Linked DNA regions of Homo sapiens: all the other regions are linked to region 1. Evidence: chromatin loops called from intact Hi-C (ENCODE). Cell type or tissue: heart left ventricle. All regions are shown on one strand. Region 1 holds the start of LINC01570 (long intergenic non-protein coding RNA 1570). Region 2 overlaps RBFOX1 (RNA binding fox-1 homolog 1). Region 3 has its middle 110 kb from the start of LINC01570. Region 4 overlaps LOC105371067 (a long non-coding RNA gene).

The links. Peaks named below come from ENCODE experiments on the same cell type or tissue, not always from the same donor. Only the 100,000 strongest peaks of a DNase experiment are listed, where the experiment ranks them.
Region 2: a loop joins it to region 1, with 5 times the contacts of the local background. A loop is called at or near these places in 3 of 110 quality-filtered maps.
Region 3: it touches region 1 in a loop (10-fold over the local background); 27 of 110 quality-filtered maps call a loop at or near these places.
Region 4: a loop joins it to region 1, with 2.7 times the contacts of the local background. A loop is called at or near these places in 21 of 110 quality-filtered maps.

Annotation. Positions count from the first base shown.
Region 1 is chr16:5,613,446-5,618,445 of GRCh38, reverse strand. It overlaps LINC01570 (long intergenic non-protein coding RNA 1570), which reads left to right and starts at 2,196. Exons shown (of 3, transcript NR_110902.1): 1 at 2,196-2,320. It also overlaps a transcript of RBFOX1 not described here. In heart left ventricle, a CTCF peak has its summit at 2,140 (motif pointing right); a DNase peak (open chromatin) is centred at 2,165; H3K27me3 peaks cover 2,020 bases.
Region 2 is chr16:6,641,159-6,646,158 of GRCh38, reverse strand. All of the region lies in intron 2 of RBFOX1 (RNA binding fox-1 homolog 1), which reads right to left. Among named protein-coding and RNA genes, the nearest start is that of RBFOX1, 620 kb to the right of the region's middle. In heart left ventricle, a CTCF peak has its summit at 2,870 (motif pointing right); no DNase peak of the experiment used is centred here; H3K27me3 peaks cover 1,882 bases.
Region 3 is chr16:5,500,496-5,505,495 of GRCh38, reverse strand. It overlaps a transcript of RBFOX1 not described here. Among named protein-coding and RNA genes, the nearest start is that of LINC01570, 110 kb to the left of the region's middle. In heart left ventricle, a CTCF peak has its summit at 2,936 (motif pointing left); no DNase peak of the experiment used is centred here; H3K27me3 peaks cover 366 bases.
Region 4 is chr16:5,236,629-5,241,628 of GRCh38, reverse strand. LOC105371067 (a long non-coding RNA gene) reads right to left here. Exons shown (of 3, transcript XR_001752067.2): 3 at 4,812-5,000. It also overlaps a transcript of RBFOX1 not described here. Among named protein-coding and RNA genes, the nearest start is that of LINC02164, 17 kb to the right of the region's middle. RefSeq lists a silencer at 1,800-2,019 and an enhancer at 3,595-4,794. In heart left ventricle, a CTCF peak has its summit at 1,897 (motif pointing left); a DNase peak (open chromatin) is centred at 1,958; H3K4me3 peaks cover 437 bases; H3K27me3 peaks cover 2,496 bases.

The sequences.
Region 1 (5,000 bases):
GAATGGCGTGAACCTGGTGGGTGGAGCTTGCAGTGAGCCGAGATCGCACCACTGCACTGCAGCCTGGGTGACAGAGCGAGACTCTGTCACACACACACACACACAAAAAAAAAAAATCTGCAGCCATCTCCTGTATATGATTGGATGAATCTGGACTCATGCATATACCCACACAGCCATCATCACAGCAAAGGAAACAGATGTATGCATCAGGTCAGGATTCCATCTCTATGACTCTCAGAAACGAACAAAATTTACCAAAGGAAAGAGACGACAGAGTAGGGAGAGCTGTTGGTGGACGGGCAGTGGGAAGACTTCCAGGAGATAAAAATACTTTACATCATGATCTGAGTGGTAGTAATCCAGAGATACACAGATGTAAAAATTCATAATGTTGTGTACTCCAGATTTGTATAATTTATGTTATGTAAGTTATACCTCAATGTTTAAAATTGCCAACCATTTCCTGGGTACCTTCTGCATGCCAGAGCTTGAACAAAAGACTGATGGCTTGAACAATACCCTCCTAGTAGATACCAGGTAAGAGTGTTACCTTTCATAATGTCACAGATAAGCTTCGGAAATGCTGCCTAGGGGAAGGAGAGACACTCTCATCATCTATTCTTCTATTAAATATAAATGGCTACCTGACCTGGGCTCTGCAACAAATCAAAGAGCAAACCTTGTTTTTCCCGTTCACAGCATTAGCTTAGGAATATGGAGAGACAGAAATAAAGACAAGACAGAAAAAACACTAGCTTTCCAGGGTATAGTCCTCAGAAACAACTCATTTTCACTGAATACCTGAGAATAAAGACAGCTTGATTACAGTAAGATTGGCAAAACCCAAAGAATGCAGAAGACATATGCACCTGTCTTTTTCCACAATGCTGTGCTAGCATTTCTGGACTTCAATGGACGCTACTGTGTACAGGACACCCTTAAAGGAGGGGAACAAGCCTGATGATTGGAGAACACAGAGTCCCAGGCAGACAGAAACAGCTTCTGGGGTTTTTGACTCAGTGCAAGGCTGGCTTTGACTGCTGAGCACCCGGGATGGGAACCAGAGAAGACTGAGCCAGAAAACTCGTGAAGACCTCAGGACCATGGGTAGCAGGAATAAGTGCTCACAGGCTAGTCCGAAGGGCAGCATTGAACCTGAGTCTTCAAAGTGAATGGGAGCTTTCCAGGTAGGGAAGTTAGAGGAATGCCATGTGCTAAAGATTCTGGGGTCAAAGTCGGAAGTGAGGGGATGTTGGCACAGAGCCTCAAAATGCATTTGTTAAATCTGTGCGTGCATTCATGAATGAATGAGGGAGGGAGGGACGGACGGAGGGAGGGAAGGAGGGAGTGAGGGAGGGAATGGATGGCTAGATCTGAGGGAAATTTCAACCCCTCAGCAACCGCAGCTGGGACTCATGATCTAGTCTCTAACTCAGGAACTGCCCTCCGGCCAGTTTCACTTGGAACAAATAAGGGTACTGCCAATAAGTATCTATTTAATTAAAAGAAAGCTGGCTGAGCCAAAGTGAGGGGGTGGAAAAAGAGGCAGGGGAGAAAGGAGGAAGGGGAGGGGTGGGGAAGGGAGGATGAGGAGCAAAGGAGGAGAAGAAAGAGAAAGAAGAGGATGGAGGAGGGGGAAGAGAGGAGAAGGAGAAAGAGGAGGAAAATAGGGGAGAAGGGGGGACAGGAGAGGGAGAAGGGACAGGAGGAGGAGAGGGACAGAAAGAGGTGGGGAGGACAATAGCAATCAGGGGGCGGAAGATAAAGGGGAGGATGAGGGGGAGGAAGCAGAGGAGGAGGGGTGAGGAGGAGGAGGGAGAGAGAGAAGAGAGAGGGAAGAGGAGGAGGAGGAGGGAGAGGGAGAAGGGAGAGGGAAGAGGAGGAGGAGGAGGGAGAGGAAAGGGAAGAGGGCAGACAGCGGCATCTCCAAGAGCTCGTATTCACGGTGGCAGCAGTTCAGTGGGAAAATCAAGGGCACTGTGACACAAGAACCTCCTGCTCTAACAAGCCAGATGCTCCTCTGAGCCAAGGCTCTCAGGAGCAGCGCCTGGACCTCGCTGGCCAGCACCGCAGACAAGCTGGGCCCAGAGATGAGCTCCCTCCCAGGGGCGGTGTCCGGAGTGACAGCTCCAGGAAGCGGCCACCAGGTGGCGTGTGCGCCTTACTTCCTTCCCAGGTTTCCAGCCGCGGGAGGCAGAGGGTGGTGCTGGGGTTCCAGGAAGCCGAAGGTCCTTTCACAGATGGACCGTTAAGCCAGCCCAGGGGACGGCAGAGCAGCCTGAGGGAGCAAGAACTGTCACCACGGTCTGCCCGCGAAGTAGGTCCACACTGTCCCTTGCAGGTCAGGGCTTAGCTTACAGGTGCTCCCAGAGAGACCCCGGAGCAGGGAGGGGAGTGGAGAAGAGCTCTGGGTTCAGATCTGATCTTGACCACAACAGACGGTTCAGGTTCAAACCATGCTTCCTGGAGACGCCTCTCAGCCCAACTTCAGAGGGGAAAGAAGCGTTCCCATTAACAGAAGCTCCACTGTGACCCGTTTTAAGCACTGAACAGCGGTGCCACAAATAATTGGGGAGAAAAAAAAGTCCACAGCTTAAAAAAGCATTGAAGACCCCATTGCTAACACTGGTGGGCTCCCATCATGGGGCAGAAACCCAGATAGGCACTCATCATCTGGGGTCCTTTTTCCTAACGGGGTCCCCCAAGTTGATCCAGGCTCAGGTCCCACAAAATGTGGATCTGCCCCCTTCTTGACACATAGAAACGGCTCGATCCAAAGTGGCTGACCAGCAAGATAGGATGGCCTCCATTTTGCAGATGACAAGACTGAGGTTCAAGGACCTATGGGAACAGGACGGAGCTGGGACTCCCACCACATCTTCAGATTGGCAGCCAGCTGCCTTGTCAAAATACCACTCCAATGTCCCTCCTGTCCTCATGTCTATGGGGAGAGGCTAAAGGCTAATAAGGTGCCTGTTCAGATAAACGTAGCTGTCTTCAGAGCAAGTAGACTTGAGCAGTACACACCACTCACTCTTCGAAGCTCTAGGGTCTATCAAGCACACATCAAAAAGTGGCAGCTTTGCCTCTTAGCTTGTCAAAAAAACTCAGCTGCTGGGTGCAGTGGCTCCTTTCTGTAATCCCAGTGCTTTGGGAGGCCAAGGCAGGAGGATCAATTGAGTCCAGGAATTAGAGACAAGCCTGGGCAACATAGTGAGACTCCATCTGTACAAAAATGAAGATAGCCAGATGTGGGAGCATGCACCTGTAGTTCCAGCTACTTGGGAGGCTGGGATGGAAATATCACTTAAGCCCAGGAGTTCAAGGCTGCAGTGAGCTATGACGGCACCACTGCATGCCAGCCTGGGTAACAGAGTGAAACCCCATCTCAAAAACAAACAAAACTGAGCTGAATGCTACACACTTTCTGTTGCCCATCATCATGGAAATCTGGGTGCAAAGCTCTGACCCCACCCATCTCTCATCACTCTTCTCTTCCAAGTACCTCTCACAGCTCATGGACCAAACCCCCACCCTCCCTGTGTTCTTCCTCCTCTGTCATGTCATGTAAGTCAACGGGTGTGCACTGTCCTTTTCTCTAAACGATAAGCATATTATCTTGGCCAGGAATGAATGTCGGATGTTTTTGTTTTTAATTTGTGCACCTTCACTCACCCATAGCATCTCGCATCTAGATTTGCATTCAGTAAGCACTCAATAAATGTGTCTTCTTCCTGCTAGTACAAGATATGTACAGGGGGTAGGGGTGGAATGTTGACAACTGGAAAATGAAAGTGTTTCAGAATTATGGAGCAAATGAACAGGGAGATGTATCGTCTATAATAAATATACCTCTGAAGAGCCTTAAAAGAAATCAATGAAGCACAACATCAAAGTCCCAGGGAGTGACAAATCAGGAGCCTGATAGACAAAAGTGCATCCGAAGTCATTTAAAGTGCACCAGAAATCATTTATGTCTGAGTAATTAGAACACATTGGAACGACTCTGTGCCAGTGAACTGAAATTGAGCAACATAATGTTTATGAAATCCCCATGGACTCAGGGAGGATAACCAGAGATGAAAGTTGCATTGAAGATTCTCCCCACTGGCCCAGAGCCCTCCTGCGTAGTCCCCAGGAGAGACCTAGGGGGAAATGAAGTTTCTGTTTAGTCCATGTGCAAATTTGTTTTCTTCTAGTTTAAAAATGTCTGCAGTCTCAGTTGTAGAGGGAAAAAAAATGTCAGGCTCAGGCTGTACGTGACAGGACAGGATCCCCCAACCACCTGATCCGCACCTCCCAACCTAGAGGGAGTCTAAGACAGAATTGAGACCAGGTGGGCATCATTCCTATAAAAAGGTGGCCATTCTTAGCGAGAAAAAGGCTGGGCTTCTTTCTCAGTGTTCCTACAGAATTTGACACTCCCTCCACAGCCCCATTGAGAGAAGTGGAGGGAACTGACCTAGGTCAAAGAGCTGGGACCCTGAAAGGCAGCATCAGGATAAAAAAAAAAAAAAAGTCCAAGGAAATTCTACAGGAGGAAAATGGGAGATGAAGGAGTCAGAGAAGAAAGAGGGACTTCTATGCTCATCCATAGAATCCAGTCTTCGGATGCTGGCTGGGGAAGAAAAAAAAAAACCCCATCTACCTTGATTTGGGGAGTTAAACAAGGATGACAGAACCTTGAACTTGGAGATGTGCAAAGAAGCCCTCAGGCATCAACTGCTTTTGTGAGCTTTCCACTCAGTGATGGAACCTGGCCCCATAAACATGACCCCAATATGGTCCTGGTACTGGACTGCCTCCCCCCATGAAATGATGGTCTGAATTTGTCCATCAAATGAACTTGACATGCTGGCGTCTTTATCAGCTCACAGATAATGAGAAAGGAAAATTTCACTTGGAGTATGACTCTCTCATTCCCCTCTGCCCTCAGTTTTAGACCACAAATCTCAGCTTCTGGGAGCCATAATCAGGGCTGCAACCCTGTGCCATCA
Region 2 (5,000 bases), 1.0 Mb before region 1:
AGTAAGTACTTCAGCCCCACTCGACCACTTCGCTTGGAAAACAGCTCAACTACTTAAAAGTGTTAAGTATGAATTTTGAGCTGTGGACTCATCACCAAGCAATCAATTTCCCGACAGAAGGCAGCCCTTCTACTTTTTGTAGCCGGGAAACCCTGAACAGCGGAGGCTCACTTGCTGGCGACAGATGGGATTCCACACAGATAGCAGAATCACACTGCTAGGGTTTATCCTACCGGACTCAACCACACCAGTTTTGGAACTCTGCACAAGGAGGCCGAGTTTGCTTAGCCTCACTTTCCCTATTTGTAAGAGAAGCATATTAACAATCATGGTTGCCTCGTTTGTGGCTAGGCATATCCAATACACGCCAGGGTCTTAGCATATGGCAAGTTATCAGTAAATGTCAGCTGTCCTTGATGACATCTTCCAACAGGCTTTGTGAAACCTGGTTCTGATTGAAGCATTGAGAACTTAAAAACATGTCTATTTTTAAAGTTTTCTCTTCCAAGGCCTCTAGGTTCTTTGAGATTTTAGACATCAAAGCACTCATGTGTCCGTTCTTTTCAGAAGCAGTTCTCTCTCCCGAGAGAGACTTCTTTTCTTCTACACTTGGTGTGTTGGTTGTTTTTGATAATTTTTGTAGGTCAGGGTTATTCATGCCCACAATGCAAGGATGCCAGCATCCCGGATCCCTTACCAGCAGCATTCCCAGCTCTGAAGTATCTGGCACTTAAAGATTCCCGAGAAAATGTGGAGAGAAACACCGGACAACGAAGCTCCCGAGACCTCAGAGGATTTAGAAGTGAGTAGCCAGCACGGGGTTCAACAGCAGCCCCCCAAAAGATATGCTCAAGCCGACTAGTCCCTAGTGCCTGTGAATGTGACCTTGTTTGCAAATGGAGTCTGTGCAGACATAATTAAGGGTCTTGAAATGAGAAAATTCTGTATTATCTGGGTGGGTTCTAAATCCAGTAACAAGTATCCTTTTAAGAGACAGAAGAGAAAGCCATGTGAAGACAGGTGGGGATTAGAGAGATGCTGCTACAAGTCATGTGACACTAAGCTACCAGACACTGGAAGAGGCAAAGATGAATCTTCCCCAGAACCTTTGCTGGGAGAGCCGTCCTGCTCACACTTTCAACTTGGACGTAGAGCCTCCAGAGCTGTCAGAGAATATATTTCAGTTGTTTTAAGCACCTAGATTGTGATGATTTGCTACGGAAGTCATAGAAAATAAATACAGAGGATCAAGGAGCTCTTTGTGCTGATCTCTCTTGCAGGATGCTTGGCTACTTAATACTGAAAAAAGATAACTGTGGTCCAGAGGCCACCTCCGCTTAGTCTAAGCTCTAGGGGACAAGAAAAATTCCTTAAAAGGAATCCCAGGGCAATCACAGGCTGCTGTGCTCCAGGGCCCAGGTGTTTCCACAATACAGCCCCTGAAAACCTCTAAATTGATTATTGCAGTCATTCACTCTGGAAGAGCAATGGAAAGAAAAGACCAGGATGCTTAGACTTGTCATGAGAAGCTAAGTAAGGATCACATATCCTGGGCACAGCATTGTTCTCCTGGACTCAAATACAAAGTCCCAGAGAGCTTTTCATAGGAAATACAGGACAGCTTAAGCCACCTCTCAGGAGTGTGAGGAGACACAGTCAAAGGTTCATCTGACAAGCCCAAATCGGCTTATGATCAACTGAGAAATTGATTACTGCTGAGGAAGAAGGTTTTGCTCTTCCTTCTTAAACAGCAAATAAATGTTATAGCAGAACGGTTTATAATATTAACACAAGATACATTTTTGACATCACACTCCAAAAAGCATTCAAGGTGCATTTTAAATCTTGACTCAACATTACAGATGGTCTCCTTTGCAAAGGCAAGCTTTCTGATAGTTTGGATGCATGCTTACATTGCCTATTGTTGTGAAAATAACAACGGCTTCTAATTTAAGACAAGTCACTGAATATGAGTTTAGATGCTAAGACTAAGAGCATACTGGTGATTTTATGCAACCTACACTATTATTATTGAGATGGAGTCTCGCTCTGTTGCCCAGGTTGGAGTGCAGTAGGGTGATCTTGGCTCACTGCAAACTCTGCCTCCCGGGTTCAAACGATTCTCCTGCCTCAGCCTACCTAGTAGCTGGGATTACAGGTGCATGCTACCACGTCTGGCTATTTTTTTTATTTTTAGTACAGATGGGGTTTCCCCATGTTGGCCAGGCTGGTCTCAAACTCCTGACCTCAGGTGATCCACCTACCTTGGCCTCCGAAAGTGCTGGGATTACAGGCATGACCCAGCGTGCTCAGCCTTATATGATTTTTTAACCTTCACAAAGACTCAGATTTTGAGAATAAGTTCAAGCCTTAGGGACCCTTTTGCCCAGTGTTTCCATTTTACAGGTGAAAAAACTGAGTTTTAGAGTGTAGGGAATTGGCTTCCTACCACTCCGATGATTAAAAGCATAAGGGAGATTGAAATCCATCTGGTCTACGAGCTATGTATTTTATACTCTCCCTTACACAATATACTGTGCTTGAATTTGAATATTTAAACCAATGTTCTAAAGTTAATTGCTTTATTAAAGATAACGAGGGTGTTCTGGCTTTCAAAACTTGAGTAACTCTGATGTTGGTAAAAATTTCAAATCATGCTTGCCTTTCAGCAGAATTCTTCAGAGTCTGTGTTCACTTAATCCTCCAACCGCAAAAACAAAACAAAACAAAACAAAACTAACAAACAAACAAAAACCAAGATTCAAATCAGTTTACTTGAATACATGAAGAATAGTATAAAATGTTTGCAGTGATAGATTTTATTCACTTCCTTTTCCATTCACAAATTAGCTCAGCACCTGCAATATCACAAATGGCCAGCAGATGGGAGCAAATAACTTTGCAAAAAATACCGAAAGCACCAAGTCCTATGCAAGAGTATCCAATTCATCAGGTCCGTAAACTTTTTAAATTTCTCAATCTTTCTGTGCCTTCAAAATTTAAGTCTCAAATGACTGCATGTTTTAATTACTAAGCCCTAATTACTTACTAGGAATGTGATCATTTGAGGAGACATTTCATTAATATGTGTTTAAGAAGGTTCAGCGTGGCAGAGATGCTTCAGGGCAAAGAATATTCCGAAAAGTCTATGGTTTCAACCTAAATATGAAGATGACTCACGATGTAAGAGCTATTTCACCTGAAATCATACAAACAGCAAACAACGCATGTAAACTAAGTAAAATCTCAACACAAATCACTTCAACCAAGGGAGTAAAGTTTACCTTAGTTGGGTAGGTTGCAGGGCAGAGCTGCTGACTTTATAAACATTTGGAGGAATCTTCAGGGGGCCTAAGGGGATATTTTCTCTGACAGTAAATATCTTCTTAGGCAGGAAAAAGCTGTAAAGCCAGAACAACTACAAAACGATCCCCAACCAAACTATTATGCAAATAAAGACAGCAGGCTTTTCATCTTGACTTCTTTCTTTGAGTCCCCTACCTTTCTTTGGCATCCCTACCTCCTGTGAGTTATTTTGTTTTCTTCACCTTACTTTTTTTTTGGAGTGTGGTTATGAGAGGACAAGAGGCTTCCATATCTCAAAATCTAGCCATGCAGACAAGCAGAGCTGGCGTGGGGTAAAAGGCCGGGTAACTCGAGGGTTGCTGGCTCAGCACAATTAAACATAGTACCGAGAACGGCATCCCTGTTTCAGGTAGGAGTCTCCTGTCACCAGGTGAGCTCAAACCAAAGGTCTGTTTGCAAATAAGAGCTATGCATTGGCATCACAGCGGGAGTTTAATGAGAGCGCTTTTAATTAACTGTAAAAGTAATTACCCACATTAGATGTAAATCGCACTTGTTTTCACATGAGGTGAATAATTTTCGCTCAGCTTTTAAGAAGAATACTTCTCGAGATGTCAGCTGCAAACTCTCAGCAAGTTTGTGTGCTGAAAAATACAGCACCGAAGAGAAAGTACGAGCCTGGGAAGCCTGGGTTTGTCGCCTGCCTTCTGTCAGTCACCTGGCTTGGCGTCTCTTTTCATTTCTCTCAGACCCCAGCACCTAAAACATACCCTCTCCGTAGCTGCACCCTCAGACAGCATGCAAACTGTTTCAAGTATTTTCTTGTTCTAATTTGGTGGTCAGCCTCCTGGATAATCCCTGGTGCTTTCATTGACGGGTTCCTGTGAATAATTAACGCAGTCAAAAGAATGGAAAAAAGAGAAGAGGCTGGAAGAAGCCCTAACTGGGTCAGTGGTGTGTGTGTTCCCCAGGTGAGCTAAAGTGGGTAATCTCCAAAGAAGGAAACACGTTAGCGAGGAGGGAGCAAGTCCCAGAGCAACAAGGCCAGGCCTGAAAGGCTCAGGGCAGAACCTATTTTTTTTTTTTTTTTTTTTTTTTTTTTTTTTTTTTTTTTTTTTGAGACGGAGTCCTGCTCTGTCACCCAGGCTGAATTGCGGTGGTGCCATCTCAGCTCACTGCAACCTCCGCCTCCCAGGTTCAAGTGATTCTCCCGTCTCAGCCTCTTGAGTAGCTGGGATTACAGGCACCCACCATCACACCCAGCTAACTTTTGTATTTCTAGTAGAGACGGGGTTTCACTTTGTTGCCTGGTCTTGTCTTAAACTCCTGGGCTCAAGCGATCTGCCCGCCTCGGCCTCCCAAAGTGCTGGGATTACAGGTGTGGGCCACCGTGCCCGGCGTCAGGGCAAAAATTCTAATGAGGATGAGTGTCTGCATCACCAGCACCAAAACAAAACAGCAATGCTCCCTTGGATTTATAAATAGCACCAGAAAATGACAGATGTCAGCGTTGGGAGGGAGTGAAGGTGAACGCCTTGGTTGAACCGTGTTACAATGCTGTCCTCTAGGTCCTTGAAATTCCTCTGACGTCAACAGGAATGTGAGGGCTGGGGAAGCCCTGAACCTCTGATTTGAACCTCGGTGAAGCGTAAACAGCCAAGATGCAGTTTGCAAATACAAGATTACGGGGTAAT
Region 3 (5,000 bases), 110 kb after region 1:
AGGGCACCCCTGGAATCTCAGGCTGCAAATGTTGCTCAGACACTAAACCCACCCCCAATTCTCTACCACCCTATAAAAATGTGTAGCTGGAGTCTGAAATATGAGATAGAACAAACTCTGGGATTCTAGGAGCAGCAATAGAAGCAGAATAAGACGACAGGCACCAAGCAGGGAAAATGCAGGCTTTGGTTCAATGGTTTCTGCCACCTACAGTTCAGGGTTATCCCAACGCCCCCTGCGTTAAGCACAGAGGTGGAAATTCCAGGTTTTAAGTAGAGGAGAAGGGGGCAAGAAGGGGTCATACAAGAGGTTTATGCAGCCTACAATGTCAAGCTTTCATTGCTTGCTTTAATAACAGCTTTACTGAGCTATAACTCATACACTGCACAATTCCCCCACTGAAAGTGCCCATCTCAAGTGGTGTTTGGTATATCCACAGGGCTATGCAACCAGCGCCTTGACCAGCTTTAGAACACGTTCATCACTCCTCAAAGAAACCTGCACCCTTCAGCTCTCACCTCCCAAACCCATCGTCCCCAGCCCCTAGGACAACCACTGATTCACTGTCTCTAGGGATTCACTGTCTGTCTCTACAGATCTGCCTAGTCTGAAAGTTTCCTGGAATGGCCTCCTTCCTTCTCCACAGGGGTCAGCAAGCCCTCATGCCAGCTCCAACGTCACCGCTCATGGCCAGTTACTCCCTTGGTCTTCCCAAGCCTCCGCATCCTCCTCTGAAGGTGGGGCTGGTGAGGGTTCCTTCCCCACAGAGCTGCAGGGAGGATTATGGAAGTTAATGCCTATGGCAGTGTCTGGTGTCTAGCAAATGCTCAGCAAATGGTAGACAGTACATCTGCTCTTGTGTGCTTGTGCCTGGTTTACTTGCTGGGAGCCAAACCGGGCCCTCCCCTTTGATGATAAGTAACAGACAATCCAACCCACCAGGCGCGTGGAGGGCGTCAGCAGAGCCTATCTGTGAATGGAGGCATTTTTATGATCGTGCGTGTGTGGACAGTGACTGCCTCAGCTCTTGGTCAGAAAGGTCAATGCCATTGGCCCTACTGCAGGAAACTGCTTCTCAATGGCCTGAAGACAAAAGCCCCAGGTTTCCTTGTTATCCAGGAGCCTGGGCCAGGCTGGGCAAGCGTTGCAGAGCCAAGTCCGAGGCCCAGCAGGCTCCTGGCAGGCCCTGCCTCAAAGTTGGCAGCTGTTGGGTCCTGGGAGGCGGCCTGCTCTGTGCTCTGGGCTCTCAGGGATCAGGGAAGGGGTAGGAATAATCAGGTGACATGCTCCAGGGGTGCTGCTGCTCTTGGCAGAGCCTCAAATCGAGTTTGAAATGAGTAATCCTGAGCCAAGCTGCTTGTGCTGTGAGCAATGAGGCTGGTTGGCAAGTTCCCTCCGCCCCCAGCCATCGCCCTCTGGAGATGCTGCTCCAGATGCCAGGAAGGGGCTGGAGGGGCCCCAAACCAGCCCCCCAGAGACAAAGGGTAAGCCAGCTCTCCTCACCATGATGAGAAGAGGGGCATGGCTGAGCCTCAGCAAAGAAGAAAGGAGGCTATTTATATGAAATGGCCACAACAGGCAAATCTGTAGAGATAGAAAGTAGATGAGTGTTTGCCAGGGGCTGGGAGGACCAGACAATAGGGGTTTGATAGCTTAAGAGTAGAGAGTTTCTTTGGGGAGGGGATGAACATGTTCTAAAAGTGATGGTGGAGATGGTTGCACAACTTTGAATATACTTAAAACCATTGTCTTGGCCAGGTATGGTGGCTCATGCTTGTAATACCAGCACTTTGGGAGGCCGAGGCAGATGGATCACCTCAGGTCAGGAGTTCAAGACCAACCTGACCAACATGGGGAAACCTCATCTCTACTACAATAACAAAAAGTAGCCTGGTGTGGTGGCTCACACCTATAGTCCCAGCTACTCAGGAGGCCAAGGCACAAGAATCGCTTGAACCCAGGAGGTAGAGGCTACAGTGAGCCGTGATTGCGCCATGCGCCACTGCACTCCAGCCTGGGCGACAGAGCAAGACTCCGTCTCAAAAAACAAAAACAAAACAAAGAAAGAAACCAGTGTCTTGTACACTTGAAATTGATGAATTATATGGTGTGTGAATTATATCTCAGTAAACCTATTCCAAAAAGAAGAGGGGTGAGGGAGATTCAAGAGTGGGGGACAGTGGTGAAATTACTTCCCACGGGTACAACTCTCTGTCCGTAATACCAGAGGTCCTCTTGGATCTTCCTATAAGAACAAAAATAAGTGCAAAGATACATGGGGTACTGCACAGAGGAGGACACTGTGGCACAGAGATGTTAATTCTCTTGCCGGAAGTCACACAGCAGTCAATGGCAGAACTGCGGCTCCACCCTGGGGGTGTGGTTCCAGAGCCTGCACCCTTCTCTCCTGTGCCCTGTTTCCCCAGCTGAAATGCAGCTTCCACACTTGCATGGGGCATCTGAAAAGCCCCAGGGAAGAAAGAGGAAATATTTTAGGAGAGATGTGTATTGGACACGTCTAAATAGAATGATCCAAGCAATCGTTGTAGCAAGATCAGAATTTCCTCTGCAGGGGGAGTCCATCTTTCTAGGGACTGTATTGTTCAAGATCTCAATCAGAATTGCTCCTGTGCTCTGGTCTCCCTGCCCTGGCTATTTCTCAGGGTCCCCTGAGACGCGGAAGAGTCTGGAACTGACGGGAGATGGTCTGATAAAGTTCCAGCCTTCGGGGGCAGGCTCTGGTGCACTGCAGACTCTGCAGACATCTGCAGACAGACTATAACTCAATAGAGGATTCTGTTAATATGGTTGCTGCCTGTTCTAACCCCTTCGACTCCCAGCCTAACCACTGCAGAGATAACAGAGGCTGGAGGCGCCTTGGACCTGATTGCATTTTCTCCCCTCTCGCTGCCCTGCAAAGATGGACTTTGTCAGGCTTCTGCTGCCACCTACAGTAACAGCAACAAAAGGCAGGTCTCCAGCCAGACCCAGAGAAGCAGAGCAGGGGGCTTCCAGAACAGGGACACTAGGGGCCGGAGCCTGAGGTCCAACCTCCATGTCCACCCCCTGACCCTCAGGCAAGCCGAGGAAGAATGATCAGGAGCCTTCTCCACATCCCACCCCTACAGTGTCCACATCCCACCCTTACAGTGTCCCCATCCACTGGGACACACCAGCACAGAAGTCACACAGGGACGGGAGGACCATCTCTCCATTTCATGGGGTGAAAGGCATCCCTGCCGTTCTTCCTAAAGATTTCCTGAGGATATTCTAATCCTTCTGCCCAAAGCTGCTGCCTCCATGCCATCTCATTCACCCCCTACTCTAGGAAGCCTCTCTTGATTTCTTCCCCTAGTTTAGCTAACCCTACAACCACCTTCTGCCGGCCATACTGGTCACTCTAAATTGTAGCTGCTTACCTGTCTCCTCAGTAATCATAACAATTAATAATAATAATAATAATAATAATAGTGAGCTGGGCATGGTGGCTCATGCCTGTAATCCCAGCACTTTGGGAGGCCAAGGTGGGAGGATCACTTGAGGCCAGGAGTTCGAGACCAGCTTGGGCAACATAGCAAGACCCATCTCTACAAAAAAAATAAATAAATAAAAATTAGCTGGGCATGGTAACAAATGCCTGTAGTCCCAGCATGTACTGGGAGGCTGAGGCAGGAGAATCACTTGAGCCCAGGAGTTTGAGACTGCAGGGAGCTGTGACCGCACCACTACACTCCAGCCTGGGTGACAGAGCAAGATCTTGTCTCTAAAATAATAATAGTAATCATCAGATTAACATTCACTGGGTACTACCCACACACCATGAACTGTGTTTGGAGATTTGACGGCATCATCTCATTTAATATTTGAGCAACTTAGGAGGAAGATGCTATAATTGCCTTCATTTAACAGAGGGGAAAAACGAGACTGCAAGGTTAAAGTAATTTAGCCAAAGCCAGCCTTGGATTTGAATCCAGCCCATCTGCCTCCAGAGACAAACCCTCTTCCCCCAGGATTCAGCCTGCCTCCCCACCACTCCTCACCAACCCTTCCACTAGATCGACAGGGCGTCCGCATAGTTTGTCTGCTATTCATTCATTTAGAAATGTGGGAGCCTGCTTGGCTGGGGAATAGATAATTGATAATTTTATTTTTTCTTTTTTTTTTTTTTTTTTTTTTTGTAGACAGAGTCTCGTTTTGTCATCCAGGCTGGAATGTAGTGGAGCAATCTCAACTCACTGCAACCTCCGCCTCCCGAGTTCAATCGATTCTCCTGTCTCGGCCACCCTAGTAGCTGGGATTACAGGCACCCACCACCACACCCAGATAATTTTTTTGTATTTTCAGTAGAGATGGGGTTTCACCATGTTGGCCAAGCTGGTCTCAAACTCCTGACCTCAGGTGACCCGCCCACCTCGGCCTCCCAAAGTGCTGGGATTACAGGGGTGAAACACCGCGCCTGGCCGTGTTTTCTTTTTTCAGGCTCATGGAATGTTGAAAGTCATTGCTGTAAAACTTCAAAATTATGATGCCTGCCCATGAAGAGGCACCACTGGGCTTAACTTCTCCCAGCCATAATTCCTTGTCCTTACATGACATCTCTCTGGAGTTTGGGATCTATGTGAGGTAGACTAGAGAAAAAGCTATAATCTGAAAGGCAATTCGTAAGTATAGGATGAAAGCTGGGAGACCAGTTAGCCTCTGAGTCAACTGTGTGGTGAAGTTACCACGCAAAAAGCTTATGGAATTAGAGGCTGCACTAAGAAATGCTGATAAGACACTTTGCCAACGGGACCATATCTGAAGCATTCAATGTTGGGACCCATACACTGAGGCTGCTGGCTGAGGATGGTGTGTCTGGATAGAGTGACTTAGGTTGAGAGAGAACTCTAGGTCCTGACATAGCTGATGGCAGAGACAGAAAGAGCATGAAGTAAGTTTAGCAGCTGCATATAAACATTTGAAAGCCTGATACTCGGCCAGGCATGATGGCTCACACCTGT
Region 4 (5,000 bases), 380 kb after region 1:
ATCCATTTGCCACTGAAGACAGTAAGGCTCAGACAGGGTAACTGGCGTGTGCCATGTCAGCCAGCTAAGGAGGGGCATTACCAGGATGCAAACCCCAGCTGCCTGGCTCCACACTCACGTTCCCTAGGTCCCACTACACTTGGTCACTCCACTGCATTCTAGTATCCTGGTCTTTGGCAGAGTCCACGTAAAAGAGGGAGGTAGAGGGAGTGAGAGGGACTTCACGCAATAAAGTTTCCTGGCGTTACACTGCCACCGTAATTGTGTCTCATCCTTTCCGTGATCGGCCCTGGAAAACCTACCAGAGAACTGTCCTCCTTCTCCCAGAATCTCAGAGAAAATTCACCTGAGTTCGGTGTCCAGGTGACCCAAGCTCTGAATGCAGTAACGTGCACGGGGAGATGAGGATGTCACCAGGAGCAAGCCTCCCACACAGCATCCGGGAGCAACCCCAAGACTGGGCAGGGGGGGCTCTGAGGCAGCCCACGGCGAGGACGGCTACCCGTGCTGCCCAAATGGGTTCAGAATGAAGGCCGCCCTCTCTCCCATGTGGGGCTCATTAACCACGAATCAAATTATTAAGACAAGCTCAGCTGAGCAAATGGTCAAACATAAAAACATTTGGAAGGAACAAAGAGGTCAACCCCATTATCCATCAAAAACCATCAAGGTGGCGGCCCTCACTGAGGGGTACAGCTCTCCAGGGGGCCCTCATCTGCCCTCCAAACCCGCGTGCCTCCCCAGTGGAAGGCCAGCAAAGCCACACAGGAAGAGTTGGGGTAGGAAAGCAGAAAGTGAACCCCAGGAGGCCAGGCTGGCCACGGAGCCCCATCCCACGCACACGGGCCCGGTCACTCAGGGGCCCACGTGTGCAGGACACCGGGAGCTCACAGGGACAGCGCCCCGAGGGATGCAAGGAACTTTGCCTCTCTGTCCCTCTCTGTAGGGATGGAAAGAGGAGAGCGATTTCTGGGATGGAAGCCATCTGCCTCCTCTCAACTCTCGCTGCCCAACCAGAAAGGGAAGAAAAACAGGAAGATGCGGGGCAGGTGAGGAGCTGGGTGAGCGCCGCCAGCCCGCAGCCCAGCAGAGCAGGGCTTGGCCAAGCCTGGCGCCAGGGACTTCCCCTCTACCCCCACCATAAGCCCCCCGCCAGGTGGGACCGACAAAAGTCCCAGACAGATGCCCCAGACAGGATGCCCAGCGCAACCCCCGCCCCTTCCCCTGCTGGGGGCCCCCAGGACGCGGGGCTCCCCCTCCCCTTTTGGCTAGCCGCAGAGTCCAACGGGGCTCCTGGCCAGGGACGTCGTGGGAGAATCAGGAAGTCGAAGCCACACAGCCGAGAAGGGGCAGCTGGCGTCTCGGAGGCCGTCACGAGCTGTCACTCCGCGCCCGCCGGAGTTGCCACTCAGTTACCAACTTCAACCCGGGGCCGGCCACGGAGCCTCCCGCAGCCCCTACCCCGCGTCTCCGGCACCCCCGCGCCCCCGGCACCCCCGGACCCCCGCGCCCGCGTCACTTACTCCTCTGCCGTCGCCACCTGTCTGGGTGCCGGTCTCCTCCCTGCCCGGCCGCGGCGCGTCCTTCCCGTCCTCGCAGTCCTCGGGCTGTGCGCTTCCCCCCTCCAGCCCCAGCCGCAGCCTCTTCTCTTCGGGAGGGACGTCGTCCTCCTCCCTCCTGGGCCGGCCATCCCTGCCTCGGGGCTTGCCAGTGGCTTCGGAGCTGCCGGAAGGGCTGGCCATGGCTCCGGGGGCTCTGCCTGCACTTGGGGAAGAGGAAGGACCCGGCGCGAGCGGCCTCTCGGCGGAGCTGGGGCGTCTGAGCGCGGGCTCGGTGGGTCCGCGCGGCGCGGAGCTGGGCATCGGGGCCGGCGCGGGCTCCTCCGCGGGCCGCTCCTGGCTCTCTGGCGCCCTCTGCCGGCCGCTCGCCCGCACCGCGGACACGCCGGGCCCGGGCCTGCGCTGCGCTCACCTGCCCCGGCCCAGGCGGTCGCTCTCCCCTACCCGTGGCCAGACCCGCTCCGGCCAGGCCGTGCACCTCCTCCCCGCCCCAGCCAGGTTGCACCCCGATGGTCTCCCTGCCCAAGGAGGAGAGAAGAGAAGGGACGCCCCGAGAGGGTGGACATGGGCCACAGCCACCTTGTCTTTGCTCTTACCCTGTGTCTTGCATGATTTGGAGGTAGTGGGAAAACCGAGTGGAGAATTCCGCCTGCAGGATGACATGAATGCACCTTCCCATTGCCTACCAACAGATCTTTTTTGAGCATCACTGTGGACCAGGCGTGGTGATGGGGGAGGGGATATTGTGGTGAACATGACAGGCATTGCCTTCACCCAGTGGGGCTCAGCGCTGGGTGAGAAGGCATTGAGAATGGACATTGTCAATTGGGCAAAAGGAGGCCAAGGAGAAGTGCTGGGTGCATGGGAACTGAAAAAGACAGGAGGCTCGGCAGGTCTTGGAGCTGCGAGAGGGACAACAGCAGCGGCTGTTCCAAAGGAAGCAACAGCTGAGAGAGGTCTCAGAGTTGTTCTCAGCCCAGTGGAGGGTGTTCAGGCAGAGGGAACAGCGTGTGCAAAAGCCCAGAGGCTGGGAAAGAAGCAGAAAGAGGACTGTGGGGCTGGAGCATGCTGGGCAAGGGGAGAGAGGTGTGGTGGGCAGACAGATTGCCTGGAACCCAGCTGTGCAGGGACAGAGGAGATAGGGGATCCTTGCAGGCCCCCAGCCAGGACTCAGGCACAGAGACAATGCAGGTGGGCAAAGGGAGGAGACGTAGAGAAATATTTTGGAGGCGTGCCCGATGAATGAGCCCAGGATGCACCGTTAGTGTCAGTGTGGAGCGAGCTCCTTCCTTGGCTGTGTGATGAGCTGAACCCGGGGGTATTTTCTGGACATCGAGGTGCTACACCCAGAGTCCAGGACAGGCTAAGTGAGCACCCGCAGCTCCTGGCCTACCTCAAAAGCAGGAGAGACAGGGGAGACTGGGGAGGCCGGGGAGGAAGGGGAAGCCAGGAAGGCAGGAGAGCCCAGGGAAGCAGAGGAGGCCAGGGAGACAGTGGAGGCAGGAGAGGCTGGGGAGGCTGTGTCCTTTCCATGATTCTGCCCAGGATCCTAGGCCCCTGTACTCCCTGAGCTTCCCCATCCCAAGCGCTGGAACCATGTTGCACAATGGTCTCCCCACTAAGCTCCTGATGGCAGCCCCTACCCTGCTGTGCTCCCTATTTCAACCCTAACAGCTCTCACAGTGGGCAGCACATAGTAGGTGCTCAGGAAACACTGGTGGGAGAGCACATGGGTCTGCTCAGCACCTTCCCCTCTCCTCCAGCTCTCCCCTGTCATGAAATAATTCTGATAATGACACATGGGCTTTGAGACCCTCTTCTATTACTTTCCATATGCTAATCCATCTATACCTCACAGCAGCCCTGGCGGTGGGTGTTATTAGGATGCCCATTTTACAGAGGAGGAGACTGAGGTATAAAGAGGGTAAGTGACATAGGCACACTACAGGGGCCGGGGCCAAGTGACCGCAGCACTCAATCCCCAAAGGCAAGGTGGATGCAGTTACCATAAAGGACAGCAGAGTCAAAGCTGCAAGCAGAATAGCATGACTCGCAGAGACCTATGGTGCCAGCTGATCGTGGCTTTCCTAGAAGTGAAATAGATAAGAAGCCTGCCACATTTTTACTTGATCTGTGTTTGCAGAAGAGTTCTAGGTCAGGTGAGCAGAAGTCTAACCTGAATCATAAAAACAGAGTCACAGTCCCCAGTCAATTCCCAGACATAAGCCAGTTCACAGACCAGGAGTCCCTTGTCTGAATGTGAAGCCAGGTCCCCTCCAGAAAGGACTCTGCTCCACTGCCAAAAATTTATACTGTCAATCTTTCTCCCAGCCTGCCCCCACAGGAATACACAGCCTTTTACCAGGATGACTGAACAGGGGAATAGGAACTAATGGGACCTGTGCAGGATCACTGGACACAGGCTCTGAACTGGCACTAGGGCGAGACTAGGGTCTACCAGTCAGAATAGGCATTTTGGAGGTCAGGTGAATGTTGGTGCAGGTTCATGTCATGGTAGATCCATTGGGTCCCCAATTCATCCTCTGGTTATATACAAAGTGGCCATGCTGAGATTCAAATTCAGGGTATCCAACATAGAAGCTGTGCTCTTATTCATGAAACATTCTGACATCTCTGGAAAGAAAACTATAATTCAGGGTTCCAGTCCCCACCCACGCAGCCTGACCCAATTCCGGTGCCCAAGTTCAGAGTGTCAACCCCATGTTTTGCAGCATTTAAACTAGGCAGGAAAATTAGGGACAATTAAAAGGACATGGGCCACCAGCTAGTCATAGACTCTCTCTGGTGTGTATCATAAATATTTTCCTTCCTGAGGTTTAATTTGGACAGACTGTGTCCCAGTCTGCAGCATACCTTGACATGATCGGCTTATCTGCTCGTCTCCCCTTCCTCTTTTTTTTTCCAGACAGGGTCTCACTCTCTTGCCCAGGCTGGAGCACAGTGGCAAAATCATGGTTCATTGCAGCATCAACCTCTTGGGCTCCATCAATCCTCCCACCTCAACCTCTTGAGTAGCTGGGACTACAGGCATGTACCAACACGCCCAGCTAATTTTTGTATTTTTTGTAGAGGTATGGTTTCTCTATGTTGTCCAGGCTGGTCTTGAACTCCTGGGCCCAAGTGATCTGCTCATCTTGGCCTCTCAAAGTGCTGGGATTACAAGCGTGAGCCACTGTACCCAGCCTCCTCTTCCTCTTGACGGTGAATTCTGTAAGGGCAAAGGCTCATTCATTTTTGTTGTTTAATGAATAGACTTTATTCTTTAGAATAGCTTAAGCTTTACAGAAAAATGAGCAGAAAGTATAGTGTTCCCATATATGCCCTCAAATCCTCCCATCCTGTTTCCCCTGTTATTAACATGTGGCTTTAATGTAGTGCATTTGTTGCAATTGATGAGTCAATATTGATACATTACTCTTA